Linked DNA regions of Homo sapiens: region 1 is linked to region 2. A link is an interaction called in ENCODE POLR2A ChIA-PET data of the cell type or tissue named here. Cell type or tissue: HepG2. All regions are shown on one strand.

The links. Peaks named below come from ENCODE experiments on the same cell type or tissue, not always from the same donor. Only the 100,000 strongest peaks of a DNase experiment are listed, where the experiment ranks them.
Region 1: POLR2A ChIA-PET joins it to region 2 with 10 read pairs; 3 of 35 experiments call an interaction of 5 or more read pairs at or near these places.

Annotation. Positions count from the first base shown.
Region 1 is chr17:9,345,398-9,353,397 of GRCh38, forward strand. All of the region lies in intron 7 of STX8 (syntaxin 8), which reads right to left. Among named protein-coding and RNA genes, the nearest start is that of STX8, 230 kb to the right of the region's middle. RefSeq lists a silencer at 3,155-3,449. In HepG2, no CTCF peak of the experiment used is centred here; a DNase peak (open chromatin) is centred at 3,314.
Region 2 is chr17:9,518,703-9,526,702 of GRCh38, forward strand. All of the region lies in intron 4 of STX8 (syntaxin 8), which reads right to left. Among named protein-coding and RNA genes, the nearest start is that of STX8, 53 kb to the right of the region's middle. In HepG2, a CTCF peak has its summit at 3,570 (motif pointing left); a DNase peak (open chromatin) is centred at 3,579.

The DNA of each region.
Region 1 (8,000 bases), 170 kb before region 2:
CCTCGGCCTCCCAAAGTGCTGGGATTACAGGTGTGAGCCACCATGCCTGGCCACATATCTCATTTTCTTTACCTGGTTGCCATTTGAATTTGTGACTTCTGGCTTAAATGACTCTCTAAATGAGAGCACAATTAAATAATTTCACAGAAGTAGGGACAAAGATATATTTTTAAAATTTTTTATTTTTAGATGACAAAGAATATATATTTATGGGGTACAAAGTAATGTTTTAGTATCTACACACATTGTGGAATGATTATATCAAGTTAGTTAACATATCCCTTATCTCACATACTTTTTTTTTTTTTTTGTAGTGACAACATTTAAAATTTGTTCTTTCAGCTACTTTGAAATACAGTTGAGTATCCCTTATCCAAAATGCTTGAGACCAGAAATGTTTCGAACTTTGGATATTGGAATATTTGCATTATACCTCCGGGTTATGCATTCCTTTTTTTTTTTTTTTTTTTTGAGATGGAGTTTCACTCTTGTTGCCCAGACTGGAGTGCAGTGGCACGGTCTCAGCTCACTGCTACCTCCGCGTCCTGGGTTCAAGTGATTCTCCTGCCTCAGCCTCCTGAGTAGCTGGAATTACAGGCACACGCCACCACACCCGGCTCATTTTTGTATTTTTAGTACAGATGGGGTTTCACCATGTTGGCCAGGCTGGTCTCAGACCCCTGACCTCAAGTGATCTACCTGCCTCAGCCTCCCAAAGTGCTGGGATTACAGGCGTGAGCCACCACGCCCGGCCGGCCCCTGACTATTAAGACCAGGAAGAGTAATCATGGTACAGGAAAGCAGATCCTATACAGTAACACAGAGGGCATTTTCAACAGGAGATATCTGTTGCTTTGCCTTTCAGTATCACTCTTGGCTCCTTTTCCTCCTCTCTCAACTTTTATATTTCCTCTCTTTCATCTCTCTGTCTATCCCTCCCCATTTCTCTTTCCTTGACTAAACCAAATATTACCACGGGAGCACACATCTTACAGCACTCTGCCTGTCCATCCCACTTAACCTCAATCCTCAGCACTCTGGTGTGTCATGGAAAATTAAGAATGTTTGAGAAGTACCACGGAAAGAAAAAGTTTAGCAAGCAATGACCACAAACCACTAACCCTGGTCACATCTGGTCACTGTTCTTGACAAAACTCAAAAACTTTATCCAACACTCAATGGGGGGCCCCCTCTAGCTTATGCATGCAGGTCTGAGGGTTGATTTCACATGCATCCAAATAAAGTATTTTAGGAAAAAGAAAACAAACTCACAAGCCAGGAGGCCAGGAAGCAAAGAGACTCCCTAGAGCTTCTAACTTGCTGACTGGCCACAGTGACACCATAGGGGTGGCTACACTGAATCTGGTCTGATGTTCTTACCAGTTTTATGGCTGTACCAGTTTTATGACAGTGACATGAAGAGATATACTCAAAGAAATGCCTCTCCTTGCTGGGCACGGTGGCTCCCACCTGTAATCCCAGCACTCTGGGAGGCCGAGGTGGGCAGATCACCTGAGGTTGGGAGTTCGAGACCAACCTGATCAACATGGAGAAACCCCGTCTCTACTAAAAATATACAACTAGCTGGGCGTGGTAGTGGGTGCCTCTAATCCCAGTTACTCGGGAGGCTGAGGCAGGAGAATCGCTTAAACCCAGGAGGCAGAGGTTGCAGTGAGCTGAGATCACACCATTGTGCTCCACAGCCTGGGCAACAAGAGAGAAACTCCATCTCAAAAAAATAAAAAAATAAAAAAAAAAAAAGAAATGCCTCTCCTTTTCAGCACCTTCAGAAGTTAGATGTATCCCCAACATCTCCTAGTTCACTTTAATAACCCATTGCCACTCTACATAAAACTGTTTTGAATCTTTTACACCAGGAAGCCCTCAGCCTTCCCAAATTGCCTGGGCTGCTCAATACCATAAAGCTCCTAGAGAAATGACTCTTTATGAAAAGTAGTACTTGTTTCTAATGGAGCAGCTATATATGGAAGCTTTTTTCCTTTTTAAAAATAAATTGTAAAATACATAACAAAAATGACCATTTTAACAAAAGTATAAATTCATTGGCAAAATACACTCCCAATGTTGTGCAACTATCACTACTACTTATTCCAGAACTTTCTTTTTCTTTTTTTTGAGACAGGGTCTCACTCTGTTCCCCAGACTGGAGTGCAGTGGCACGACGTCAGCTCATTGCAAAACTCTGCCTCCCAGGTTCAAGCGATTCTCCTGCCTCAGCCTCCCAAGTAGCTGGGATTACAGGCACCTGCCACCATGCCCAGCTAATTTTTGTATTTTTAGTAGAAACTGGGTTTCACTATGTTGGCCAGGCTGATTCTAGAACTTTTCATCAGCCCAAAAGGAAACCTCATACCCATTAAGCAGTCTCTCTCCATTTCTCCCAACTCCCCAGTCCCTGGCAATCACTGATCAGCTTTCTGTCTCTATAGATTTGCCTACTCTGGACATTTATATAAATTAAATCATATAATATATAGCTTTTTGTTTCTGGCTTCTTTCACTTGGCATAATGTTTCAAGGTTCATTTATATTTTAGCATGGATTACTACTTCATTCCTTTTTTGTGGTTGAGTAATATTCCATTGTATGGTGTGTGTGAAGGCTTTTGTGAAATAAATAATGGTGGTTGGATAGTATGTAACTGCAAGCTACTAAACTGAAGGAATTTATCCTGTGTGACAGGTGGTATTTCTTTTACATATGAACATTGTAGAATATGGGAACCTGCTGGGCGCGGTGGCTCACACCTGTAATCCCAGCACTTTGGGAAGCCGAGGTGGGCAGATCACAAGGTCAGGAGATCGAGACCATCCTGACGTTGAAACCCCATCTCTACTAAAAATACAAAAAATTAGCCAGGCGTGGTGCGGACGCCTGTAATCCCAGCTACTCAGAAGGCTGAGGCAGGAGAATGGCATGAATCTGGGAGGCAGAACTTGCAATGAGCCGAGATTGCGCCACTGCACTCCAGCCTGGGCAACAGAGCAAGACTCTGTCTCAAAAAAAAAAAAAAAAAAAAGAATATGGGAACCAATGTATAGCCTATCCAAACCATTCATAATCTAATAAACTTTCTATCCCTATTCAAATTTCATCTTTCCAGACTGAGAAGTCCTTTAAAAAAATTTGAAGGCTCAGAAAATCCTCATCCACATTATTTCAGTTGCCTTTCAATGAATCCAATTCAAAGGCAGTCATTTGTGCTAGTTGCTGGGAATCAGAATTGCAAGACACAGTCCCTGCACTCAGGAAGCTCAAGGTCTAGTGAGAAGATAAACATCCGAACAATTTCACCACACTGTGATAACTTTCAGGATGTAAATCTAAACTGTAAGGACTCAAGTTCACGAAGTTTTCCAGCTGAGGGAGCTTATGCAAGCTTAATATGTGGGTCAGAAATGCTTTGGTTTGGCTTCCTACCTTCCTGATGGCCAAGGTCTTCAGAGAAAAGCTTATACATTAATCGTCCCTTATGCATGGAGGACGCGTTCCAAGACCCCCAAGGGATGCCTGAAACCAGGGACAGGACTGACTCTACAAATACTATCTTTTTTCCTATACATACATACCTACGATAAAGTTAACTTTTTGAGATGGAGTTTTGCTCTTGTTGCCCAGGCTGGAGTGTAATGGCACAATCTCGGCTCACTGCAACCTCTGCCTTCCGGGTTCAAGTGATTCTCCTGCCTCAGCCTCCCGAGTAGCTGGGATTATAGGCGTCCACTTCCATACCCAGCTAATTTTTATATTTTTAGTAGGGACAGCATTTCACCATGTTGGCCAGGCCGGTCTCAAACTCCTGACCTTGGGTGATCTGCCTACCTCGGCCTGCTAAAGTGCTTAGATTACAGACATAAGGTAAGCCACTGCACCCGGCCGATAAATTTATTTTCTTTTCTTTTTTTTTTTTTTTTTTTTTGAAACAGAGTTTTGCTCTTGTTGTCCAGGCTAGAGTGCAGTGGCGCAATCTCGCCTCACTGTAACCTCCGCCTCCTGGGTTCAAGTGATTCTCCTGCCTCAGTCTCCTGAGTAGCTGGAATTAGAAGTGCCCACCACTACGCCTGGCTAATTTTTTGTATTTTTAGTAGAGATGGAGTTTTACCATGTTGGCCAGGCTGGTCTCGAACTCCTCACTTAAGGCGATCCACCCGCCTTGGCCTCCCAAAGTGCTGGGATTACAGGCATTAGCCACCACGCCGGGCTGATAAAGTTAATTTCTAAGTTAGGCACAGTAAGAGATTAACAACCATAACTAATAATAAAATAGAACAATTATAACAATATACCGTAATAAAAGTTATGTGAATGTGGTCTCTCTCTCTCTCTCTCTCTCAACAGATCTGACTGTACTGTACTCCTCCTCCTTCTTGTGATAATGTGAGAGGATGAAATAAATGCCTACGGGATGAGAGGAAGTGATCCTCCTGCCTCAGCCTCCCTGGTAGCTGGAACTACTGGCATGCACCACCACACCGGGCTAGTTTTTAAATTTTTCTTTTGTAGAGATGGGGTCTGACTATGTTGACCAGACTGGCCCTCAAACTCCTGGCCTGAAGCAATCCTCACACTTTGGCTTCCCAAAGTGCGGGGATTACAGGCGTGATTGTCCCAAATGTCAGCAGTGTGACACTGCGTTAGGCTACTATTGACCTCCTGGCAATATGTCAGAAGCAAGATCATCTGGTTCGAGTAATCCTGAATCACTGAGCCCTGATGATGGCCATAGCTGGATGTGAGGAGCAGATCATGGTAATGACTAATGAATGGGCCGCGTATACAGCGTGGATACGCTGGACAAGGGGATGATTCATATCCAGGGTGGGATGGGGTGGGATGGCGTGAGATTTCATCACACTTCTCAGAACAGCATGCAATTTAAAACTTATGAATTGTTTACTTCTGGAATTTTCCATTTAATATTTTAGGATTGACTGTGGTTGACCACAGGTAACTGAAACTGTGGAAAGCAAGACCAAGGGGGAACTACTGTAATGAGAGCAGTTGGTGTTGCTTTCCTGAGTAGCTGGGCTCTTCTGATTGACCCTAGAAGTTAGCATCTATCATATTTGCCTAATGCGACATCTTGCTCACACTAAAGTGTTTTTTTTTTTGTTTTTGTTTTTGTTTTCTTTTTTTGAGACGGAGTCTCTGTTGCCCAGGCTGGAGTGCAGTGGCACGATCTCGGCTCACTGCAACCTCTGCCTCCCAGGTTCAAGTGATTCTCCTGCCTCATCCTCCTGAGTACCTGGGATTACAGGTGCCCGCCACCACACCTGGCTAATTTTTGTATTTTTAGTAGAGACAGGGCTTCACCATGTTGGCCAGGCTGGTCTCGAATGCCTGACCTCGGGTGATCCACCCGCCTTGGCCTCCCAAAGTGCTGGGATTACAGGCGTGAGCCACCACACCCAGCCTAAAATGTTTTTATCTTTTAAAATCTTCCTATCTTTCAGGATGAGATATAAAAGTGCTGATTAGTAGCAGACCTAGAAAGAAATTTCATCAGGCATTCCTTCACTCCTTAGACATATTAAAAATATTAACATGGGAACTAAGGCACTAACCCATGGGCAGCTTCATCGTCTATACTTTCCATCTTTCTCTCCAACTGTTTATGTTGAAAGATTTCAACCTGACAGAAAAGCCGAAAAGATAGTATAATGAACATCTATATAGGCCAATGTTAAATGGTGAATAATGAATGTTTTTAATGTGGTTATATGTAATAATGTCATAATAATGTAGTGATTTCCTTGTCTTTTTTTTTTTTTTTTTTTTTTTGAGACGGAGTCTCACACTGTCACCCAGGCTGGATTGCAATCTCTGCCTCCCAGGTTCAGGTGTTTCTCCTGCCTCAGCCTCCCAAGTAGCTGGGATTACAGGCGCGCACCACCACACCTGGCTAATTTTTTGTATTTTTAGTAGAGACAGGGTTTCACTATGTTGGCCTGACTGGTCTCCAACTCCTGACCTCGTGATCTGCCCGCCTCGGCCTCCCAAAGTGCTGGGATTACAGGTGTGAGCCACGGCGCCCGGCCTATTCATTTCTAAAAACTTAAACATGCATCTCCTAAGAACAAGAATATTCTCCAACAGAATCATATCATTGTTAATCTGAAGAATTTTAACACTGATACAACATTATCTAATGCACAGTCCATATTCAAATGTCCCTCATTTACTCAATAATGTCCTTCTAGCTGGGTATGTTTTTAAAATCTGGAATCCGATCAAAATCAGAAACTGTATTTAGTTGTCATATTTCTTTAGTTTCCTTTAATCTACAATTCTTCTATCCTTTTTCTATCCTTCATGACCCTGATATTTTCCTTGTCTCACAGAACACCCATCAATCTGAACTACTCTTATAGTGTCTGTTGATGTCATTCAAGTTAACATTTTTGGCATAAATACAGTAGGTGATGTTGTGTTAATTATACCGCATCAAATTTGGAGCAGTGTACTGTGTCCTGTAATCCTAGCGCTTTGGGAGGCCGACTTGGGAGGATCACTTGAGCTCAGGATTTCAAGACCAGCCTGGGCAACATGGTGAGACCCCCATCTCTACAAAAAATACAAAAAATTAGCTGGGTACGGTGGTGTGCGCCTATAGTCCCAGCTACTTGGGAGGCTGAGGCAGGAGGATTGTTTGAGCCTGGAAGATGGAGGGCTTCGGTGAGCTACGATTGTGCCACTGCACTCCAGCCTGGGTGACAGAGCAAGATCCTGCCTAAAAAAAAAAAAAAAGAAAAACAACAAAAAAAAACTTGGGGCTTCATAATCCAGGTTGTCATACTCCTGGTGATGCTAAGTTTGATCACTTTTTTCAAGTGTCTTTCCTCCTTAATAATTAATAAATAATCTGTGTGGTGATACTTTCAGACTGTGGTTATCCTGCTTCCCATATCTTTTCACCCAATAGTTTTGGCATTGATGGTCAATCCTGAAACAATTACTGGTGGTTGCAAAAGCTGTTTTTCTAATTTTATCTTTTTTTTTTAATATATCTTAGCTGGGAGAAAGAGCCTCTCCCCATCCTTACTCCCACTTTTTTTTTTTTTTTTTTTGAGACGGAGTCTTGCTCTGTGGCCCAGGCGGGAGTGCAGTGGCGCAATCTCGGCTCACTGCAAGCTCCGCCTCCCGGGTTCACGCCATTCTCCTGCCTCAGCCTCCCGGGTTCACGCCATTCTCCTGCCTCAGCCTCCCGAGTAGCTGGGACTACAGGCGCCCGCCATCACGCCCGGCTAATTTTTTTGTATTTTTTTAGTAGAGACGGGGTTTCACCGTGTTAGCCAGGATGGTCTCGATCTCCTGACCTCGTGATCCACCCGCCTCGGCCTCCCCCTTACTCCCACTTTTTTTTAAGTATCACTGTGGATACGCAAACTCATGGACTCATGGATGCATTTTTCAAGTTCAGTATCTATAATCCATTAACATTGTTATTCTTTTTATTGCTCCAATTGCCTCCATTTTTTTTTTCAGACTCTTTTTTCAGGGTCTTACTCTGTTGCCCAGGCAACAGTGCAGTGGTGTGATCAAAGCTCACTGCAGCCTTTAACTCCTGGGCTCAAGTGATCCTCCTGCCTCAGCCTCCCTGGTAGCTGGGACTACTGGCATGCACCACCACACCAGGCTAGTTTTTAAATTTTTCTTTGGTAGAGACGGGGTCTGACTATGTTGACCGTCAGACTGGCCTTAAACTCCTGGCCTGAAGCAATCCTCACACTTTGGCTTCCCAAAGTGCTGGGATTACAGGCATGACTGCCCCAAATGTGACCTGTGGGAGTCCCTATAAGTCAGCTCCTGTGTTCTTTTACATAGCCCCATCATTGTTTGTGCGCTTCCTTGATCTCAGACCCAAGATGTTCTAGGCTTGCCTTTTATCTTCCTGTCCCAGATTTAGACTCAGTTGCTCCTGCAAAGAGTCTTAGTTTCTTTTGGGAGTGAATAGTATTTAGAAACCAAGAACTGGGTGT
Region 2 (8,000 bases):
CTAAAAATACAAAAAATTAGCTGGGCGTAGTGGTGGGCGCCTGCAATCCCAGCTACTCGGGAGGCTGAGGCAGGAGAATCGCCTGAACCCGGAAGGCAGAGGTTACAGTGGAGCCGAGATCGTGCCACTGCACTCCAGCCTGGGCGGCAGAGCGAGACTCCGTCTCAAAAAAAAAAAAAAAAGAATAAATGCTAGCAATGCTTAAAGACATTCATTCTATGCCCAGCACATATGAAATCAGACACATTCCCTTGAGTCATTATGGTGGTGAATTCTGAACTAGGGGTGGGGAGGGACGTGCTCTCCTTCCTAGCAGGACAATACCAGAATCTGGAGGGTTTGGGGGGAGTAGCACACAAATAGTTAAAAAGAAACCCCACATATAAAAACATTCAGGCAAAGCACGTCCTCCCACCCCTTACCTGATTGAAAATCACGGTGCTAAACAGACTTACAAATTTGTCTCTACCCATAATATCTCCCTACAGGTTCTTTATCTGCATTTGTGTCTTTTCATTTAAAAATCTCCAACTGGGTATTCCTCCCCAAACTCAACATATCCAAAATCAAATTCATGACTCTCACCCCATAAGCTGCTTCTTCTCGTACGCTCTCTATTTTGGTGAGCAGCATCACTGTATTCCCAAGTCATCCAAGCCATTTTTTTTTTTTTGGTCTCCCTTCTAACCACATCTCATCAACAAACAAGGCCTCCCTCAGAGATGGTTCTCACATCCAAGCCCTGACTGCCCTCCCCATTGGTACTGCCTTGGCTCAGACACCCATCACCTCTCATGTACAACATGGTTACAGCCTTCTGATCGGTCTCCTTGTCCCCAGTTACCCTCATTCAAATCATCCTACACTCTGCTGCAAGAATTATTGTTCTTAAAACAGAGATCTCACCCTATCACTTCCCTATTCAAAAACTTCCCTGACTCCCCAGAAGCTACAACATGGCTACGATCTCTCTACGACATCATCTCCTCAACATCCCCGCTTCCACACCCTACTTCGGCCCTCCAGACTGCTCCCCACCGCTCAGACAAAGGCAAAACTTTCACACTCTCATGTTTTTGCATGAGTCTGGAGTGTCCCCACCCCCACCCCCTTTGTCCATCTGGCAAAATTCTATTCATTCCCCTAAGGTTCAACTCAAATGTCAATTCTGCTGCTTAGGCTTTCCTGATCCCTAGCCCCATCCCCCTTCCCTTGAATCAATCACTCGCTGGTATTCCCATGGTGCTATGTTCACAACCTCTAACGTGGCATTTATCAAGCGGGATTGTAGTTAGTTATTTACTCATCTGTCTCCCTTCCTAAATTATGAGCTCTGTGAGGGAAGAGGCCACATGACAGTTATGTTTATATCCCCAGGACCAAAACACAGAGCCTCGGAATATGCCAGAGCATAAGCATTCAGTAAATGTTTATGAACCAGAACTAGGAAAACCATTGAGGTTTTTAAGCTCTCTTTCTTAAAAACAAAATGAGAGAAGCATTTAACATTTTTATCTTGAAATGTTTTTTAAAAATCAAGCAAAGCAAAACTTAATCAACTGCTACCTGCCTTCAAGACTTCAGCAGCAAAGACTGATACTGTTTGAGCAGATGGAGAGAATTACTTGAAAGGGAATTTGGTCAGTAAAACACCTTGTAGCTCAGCCTCACTTTTGGAAATGACAAGTAAGAGGCATTTTTCCTCTGCAAAGGAAATTAAAGAAAGGAAATGCTAAATACTATGCTTCTGAGCTTAGAACAGACTTGAATTTTTTTAATAAATGATTTCTATCCATATTATTTCAAGATGAAACTTTTCAAATAAATGAAACTTATCAAATAAATGCCACATCAGTAAATACGTTAGATATCTTGTCTTATCAAGATTTAACCAAAAAGTTTCACAATCACTTCTAAAGACATAAAATGATTTCATTTTCATCCCCCAAAGAAAATGATGTACATTATTTAAATTATGATAATATCGGGGGGGTGCACAGACAATCCATGTCTTTCTACAGACAAATGAAGTTGAAGCTTGTTAGAGTTCATAGGAAGGGCGTTCTTATCAACTGAATACAGAATTGAAATAGCAGTGAATTCCAAGAAGTAGCTTTCTTTAGCCTTTCTTAGCGTTTCAAAAAGATGTCAAAGTGACTATATAAAATGTTTGTTTTGTCTGGAAAAAATATCAGTGTTTGGGCATTCACAGACCACAGGGAGGTTTGCAGTTAGGATGAGGGAAGATATTTCTGGGGTGTGAGTGAGCTGAGTCTGCAAAGCTTCGTAACTAGACTTGCCTATAGATTTGAAAACACTCCTATGATATAAAAGGGTAATTCCTTTTTCAGAACTTTTTTTGGTAGTTCCTTTCTGTGAATATAAAGATGCACAGAGGCTCAAATTTCAATTAGAAATAGATTCTTTGACAGAAATTCTTTAGAGACGAAGTCTGGCAACAATACGCAGACTGGATTACACGGAAGAGAGGCTGCAGTCAGAGAGGCAGGCCAAAAGGCCAGTGTGGTAATTTAGGTGGGAGGTAACAGGAGTCTGGACAAGGGAAGTGACAAGAGGGAACAGAGAGAAAGGGACAATTAACATAGTGGCTCAAGGGAAATTCCACAAGTGTTGATGAATAGACTGGATATAGGGAATAAAGATTGCCAAACCTATGTGACTTGAAGAAATTGACACGACTTCAGGAAAAGGAAATTTTTTCATTACCTTTCAATTTTCAACACAGCACTTAATAACAATCCCAGAGTTAAACTGGTCCTTCAAGAGATCATGATTATGTAGGAATATCTGTAGCCATATTTACTAAACTGTTAACATCTTTCAGTCCAATACTCTGTCCTACTCTTTTCTGTATCCCATCCACCCTTCCATCCATCCATCCATCTGACAAACACTGAATATCTTCTATGTATCAGGCACTAATCTAGTGACTTGTAAGTGAACAAGAGAGACATAAATACCTGACCTCATGGAGCTAATACTCAAGGGACAATAAATGCCTAACATTGTGCCGACTGCAAAGTTGATACTCAAAATATTTTTTGTTCAAATTGAATAATCTCCATTGAGTATTAGTCCAGAACAAATAAGAATCAGAACAAGGAAAATATCTTCCTTACATAATATCCAAGGAAATTTCACTATAGCACCTTTAAAATCTATTACAATCAAATATTGTTCTAATTTAAAAGCAATCCTATTTTTTCCTATTCATTGCTTGCCAAATTTACCAATAAAAAGTTTTAACACTAAATGAAAACCTTGATGAAACAGTTCACAGAAGAATAGAAATACAGGGTAGAAAAGGCCATCATTTTTTTGGGTCTCCAACTCAAATTTCAAAACCCCAGGGCACTGCTCCTGAGAGTCACACAGGCCATCTTAAGCAAAAAACAAAACCAAAAGGAACACTTCTGTACCTTAAATGTTTGCAAATCATGGTACCTTAAAAGTAGAAGAGGGGCAAAAAGGGGTGATACACAAAAAACAAGAATTCCAAGTAAAAGATGAATGAGCTGCTCTACCATATTTATGGTGACTGAGAGCCATCTGCTGGTTACAGTTTAGTTACAACAGTCCAGGAGGGCCAACTATTGCAGGCAGCTTCTCTATTACATGATGCATGCAACATGCTTAGAAACACAATGCACTGGTTCTCACTCCTGTGAGGAAGCTTAAAAAAGTTTCCTATCGGCCGGGCACGGTGGCTCACGCCTATAATCCCAGCACTTTGGGAGGCTGAGGCAGGTGGATCACGAGGTCAGGAGATAGAGACCATCCAGGCTAACACGGTGAAACTCCGTCTCTACTAAAAATCCAAAAAAAAAAAAAAAAAAAAAATTATCTGGGCATGTGGCGGGTGCCTGTAGTCCCAGCTACTCAGGAGGCTGAGGCAGGAGAATGGCGTGAACCCAGGAGGCGGAGCTTGCAGTGAGCCGAGATCGCGCCACTGCACTCCAGCCTGGGCGAAAGAGCGAGACTCCATCTCAAAAAAAAAAAGTTGATATCATACAAGCAGTGAGTAGGATAGTGGTTACCAGAGGCTGGGAAGGGCAAGAGGTTGGGGGAAGGAAAGGTTGGTTAAGGGAGACAGGGAACAGCTGGATGGCAGAAGTGAGTTCTGGTGTTCTGTGGCATACTAAGGTGAATACAGCAAATGATAATTTACAGTTTTTTGAATAGCTAGAAGAGAGGATTATGAATGTTATCAACACAAAGAAATGATACAGGTTTGAGGTTATGGGTATGCTAATTACCCTGATTTGATCATTACACATTATATACATGTATCAAAATATCACACTGTAAGCCAGGCTCGGTGGCTCTCACCTGTAATCCCAGCACTTTGGGAGGCCGAGGCAGGTGGATCACAAGGTCAAGAGATCGAGACCATCCTGGCTAACACAGTGAAACCCCATCTCTACTAAAAATACAAAAAATTAGCCAGGCATGGTGGCATGTGCCTGTAGTCCCAGCTACTTGGGAGGCTGAGGCAGGAGAATCACTCGAACCCAGGAGGCAGAGGTTGCAGTGAGCCGAGATTGCACCACTGCACTCCAGCCTGGGCAACAGAGCGAGACTCCATCTCAAAAAAAAAAAAAAAAATCACACTGTACCCCATAAATATGTACACTTATATGTCAATTAAATATATATGTACATATATATATACACACACACACATATATATATTTAAAGAGAAACAAATGCGCAAAAGTCAACAGAACTTATATAATATGAGGGAGTTGGTGTTCCTAGAGCCATGCCTTTTTGACACCATCTGCAATAACAACTCTCCATCTTCTTCCAGTTGGTTCTTCACAACCAAACACAGTTATGATAAATCCGTTGAGTGTCCAGTCAAGATGAGCAATCTACATTTGCTTTAGGCATTCGGCATACCTAATGATTTCCATCTTTGTCTCAACATTACTGTTTTCACTTTACTGTACTTGTTTCCATTCTCACTCATTTTATAAAGTAAAGGTAAAATGCAATAAAATATTCAACCAATTGTGCAAATCAATACTGTTCTATGAACAAAGATGTGAGTTCAGTGAAACAAAATTATCAGCTGGCAAGCAGTGCCACCATCAATAATATTAATAGAAATGTGTGTTTGGCAGCTGATATACAAAAATCCAAATTAGGCATTAAAAGGCCATTTAAGAGTGTCAATGAATAATGCTTATGCATTCAAGATGCACAAAAGCCAAGGACCACCTACATCGTCCATTTTTCACCTCAGTGACCTTACTGTTTATTATACCAATTCATCTAACTCATGTCTAAAGACAACAAATTTTGAGATGGACACCCACATTTTCAATTCTGGCATCTTTTCCCTCTGGAATGTGTAAGCTCCCTCGGGTAACTTTTATGCAACCAGTTGGGTGCCAATGTGCGGACTGATATGGAAATTACTGTTCTAAAAAGACAGGATTCAAGAAGATACACAAGGAGGAAAAACAACACATGATGTACAAATTTCTACCCACTTGCGGTATCAATTTCTGTCTCAGTCCTTTCAGGCTGCTATAACCAAATACCTCAGACTGGGCAATTTATAAACAACAGAAATTTACTGCTCACAGTTCTGGAGGCCAGGAAGTCCAAGAGCATGGCATAAGCAGATACGGTGTCTGGTGAGGACTTTTTCTCTGCTCCATGGGTGGTGCCTTCTACATGTTCTCATATGTCCAAAGGGGCAAGGAAGCTCCCTTCAATCTTTTTTTTATAAGGGCACTAATCCCATTCTTGAGGGCAGAGTCCTCATGACTTACTTCCCCGAAGGTCCCACCTCTTAATACTATCACACTGGAGATTAGGTTCTAACATATGAATCTTGGGAGGACACTACTATTCAGACCATGGCAAAGGGTGTCAATGAATAATGCATACCATTCAAGACATACAAAAGTCAAGGACTGCCTACATAGCCATCACTTCCACCTCAATAACCTTGATTTGCTATTATTACACCAATTCATCTACTTCATATCTAAGAAAGCAAATTATCAAGATGGACACCTATTTTGATTTGTTTTGTTTTGTTTTGTTTTTGTTTGTTTGAGATGGGGTCTCACTCTGTTTTTTTTTTTTGAGATGGGGTGTCACTCTGTCACCCAGGCTGGAGTGCAGTGGCACAATCTTGACTTACTGCAACCTCGGCCTCCTGGGCTCAAGCAATTCTCCCACCTCAGCCTCCCTAGTAGCTAGGACTACAGGCATGCACCACCATGTCTGGCTAATTTTTTGTATTTTGGGTAGAGATGGGGTTTCACCATGTTGCCCAAGCTGGTTTCGAACTCCTGACCTCAAGTGATCCACCCACCTTGACCTCCCAAAGCACTGGGATTACAGGCGTGAGCCACTGCGCCTGGCCAACACCCACGCTTTTAACTATGTCATCCTTTCCCTCTGTGAGCAGGGCCCAGGAATGTATAAGCTCCCTCAGGTGACTTTTATGCAATCAGCTGGGCACCAATGTGCAGACTGGTATAGAAACTACCACCCTTGAAAAAGCAGGATTCAAGAAAGTACGCAAGACAGAAAACACATGGTATAAATACATGGTCTTCTCAGCCTCCCCCCACTGCCCACATTGATTTCTCCATTTTCTCTTTTCTTTTTTTTTTTTTGAGACGGAGTCTCACTCCGTTGCCCAGGCTGGAGTGCAATGGCATGATCTCGGCTCACTGCAAGCTCCACCTCCTGGGTTCACACCATTCTCCTGCCTCAGCCTCCTGAGTAGCTGGGACTACAGGCGCCCGCCACCACACCCAGCTAATTTTTTGTATTTTTAGTAGAGACGGGGTTTCACCGTGTTAGCCAGGATGGTCTCGATCTCCTGACCTCATGATCTACCCGCCTCAGCCTCCCAAAGTGCTGGGATTACAAGCGTGAGCCACCGTGCCCGGCCCAGATTTCTCCATTTTCTAATCTCCCAGATCATTTATGGCTCATATCACACAAAGTGGCATTTCACTATACACTATCATGTATGGTCCAGAGTTGTTTTGTGCAAGATAGAAAGACATCCCCACATGGCCTGCTATCTCTGTACTCCCTTCTGCTAAGACGGTGAGTGCTATCGTTCATTAATGTCTATAGAACACTTTCCAGTTTACAAAGAGCCTCCACATAGATTTATCTCATTTGAACTTCACAACAGTTTGAGGAATCATGGTTACCTTCATTTTCCTGACAATGATGTGTAGTTAAAACTCAAACCCTGGTTGTCTAATACCAAATCCTTTGCTCCTTCCACAGAATGACACAAGGCAAACTTAGCAATATGCCACACTTGAACACCTGGTGGAATACTGTCCCTACGAACAGGGTAATACTGTCCCTGCAAGTGTGAAAGACGAAGTATTCAAAGCCAGTGGGAAAGGAATACATGAGGGCCCCTGAAAGGGAATCATGGTAAGATTTCAAAAGTACGAGAGACAAAGCCCAAGGGACAAAACCCAGGGCAAAGGATGAGAGGACCTGGGTTCTAGTTCTCTCTCTTCCATTGATTCACCATGGGCACAACGACTTCTCTAAGAATCAGTCTCCTCATTTGTAAACCAAAAAAGTAATCGCTTGAGTTATAACACCGTATCAGAAAGAAAAAAGTCAAACACACATGGGAGCGTTGAGGCCTAAGACCGCCCCCACCCGCCACTCCACATGCATCCTACATGCACGTCCTGGAACCAACACTCATGTATGCTTAGGGGTGACTGTAATATATCAAAAATTGCTCGGTAAACAGAGAAGAGAAAGAGGGAGAAATAACTTTTATTTTCAACAAACAAGAACAGGCTTTTTAATTTCTTAAAAATTTTTACTTAAAGAAAACACAAGTTGGAAACATTTTTTAAAATTAACAGGCTCACGCCTGTAATCCCAGCACTTTGGGGGGCCGATATGGGCTGATCAAGAGGTCAGGAAATCAAGAACAGCCTGGCCAACATGGTGAAACCCTGTCT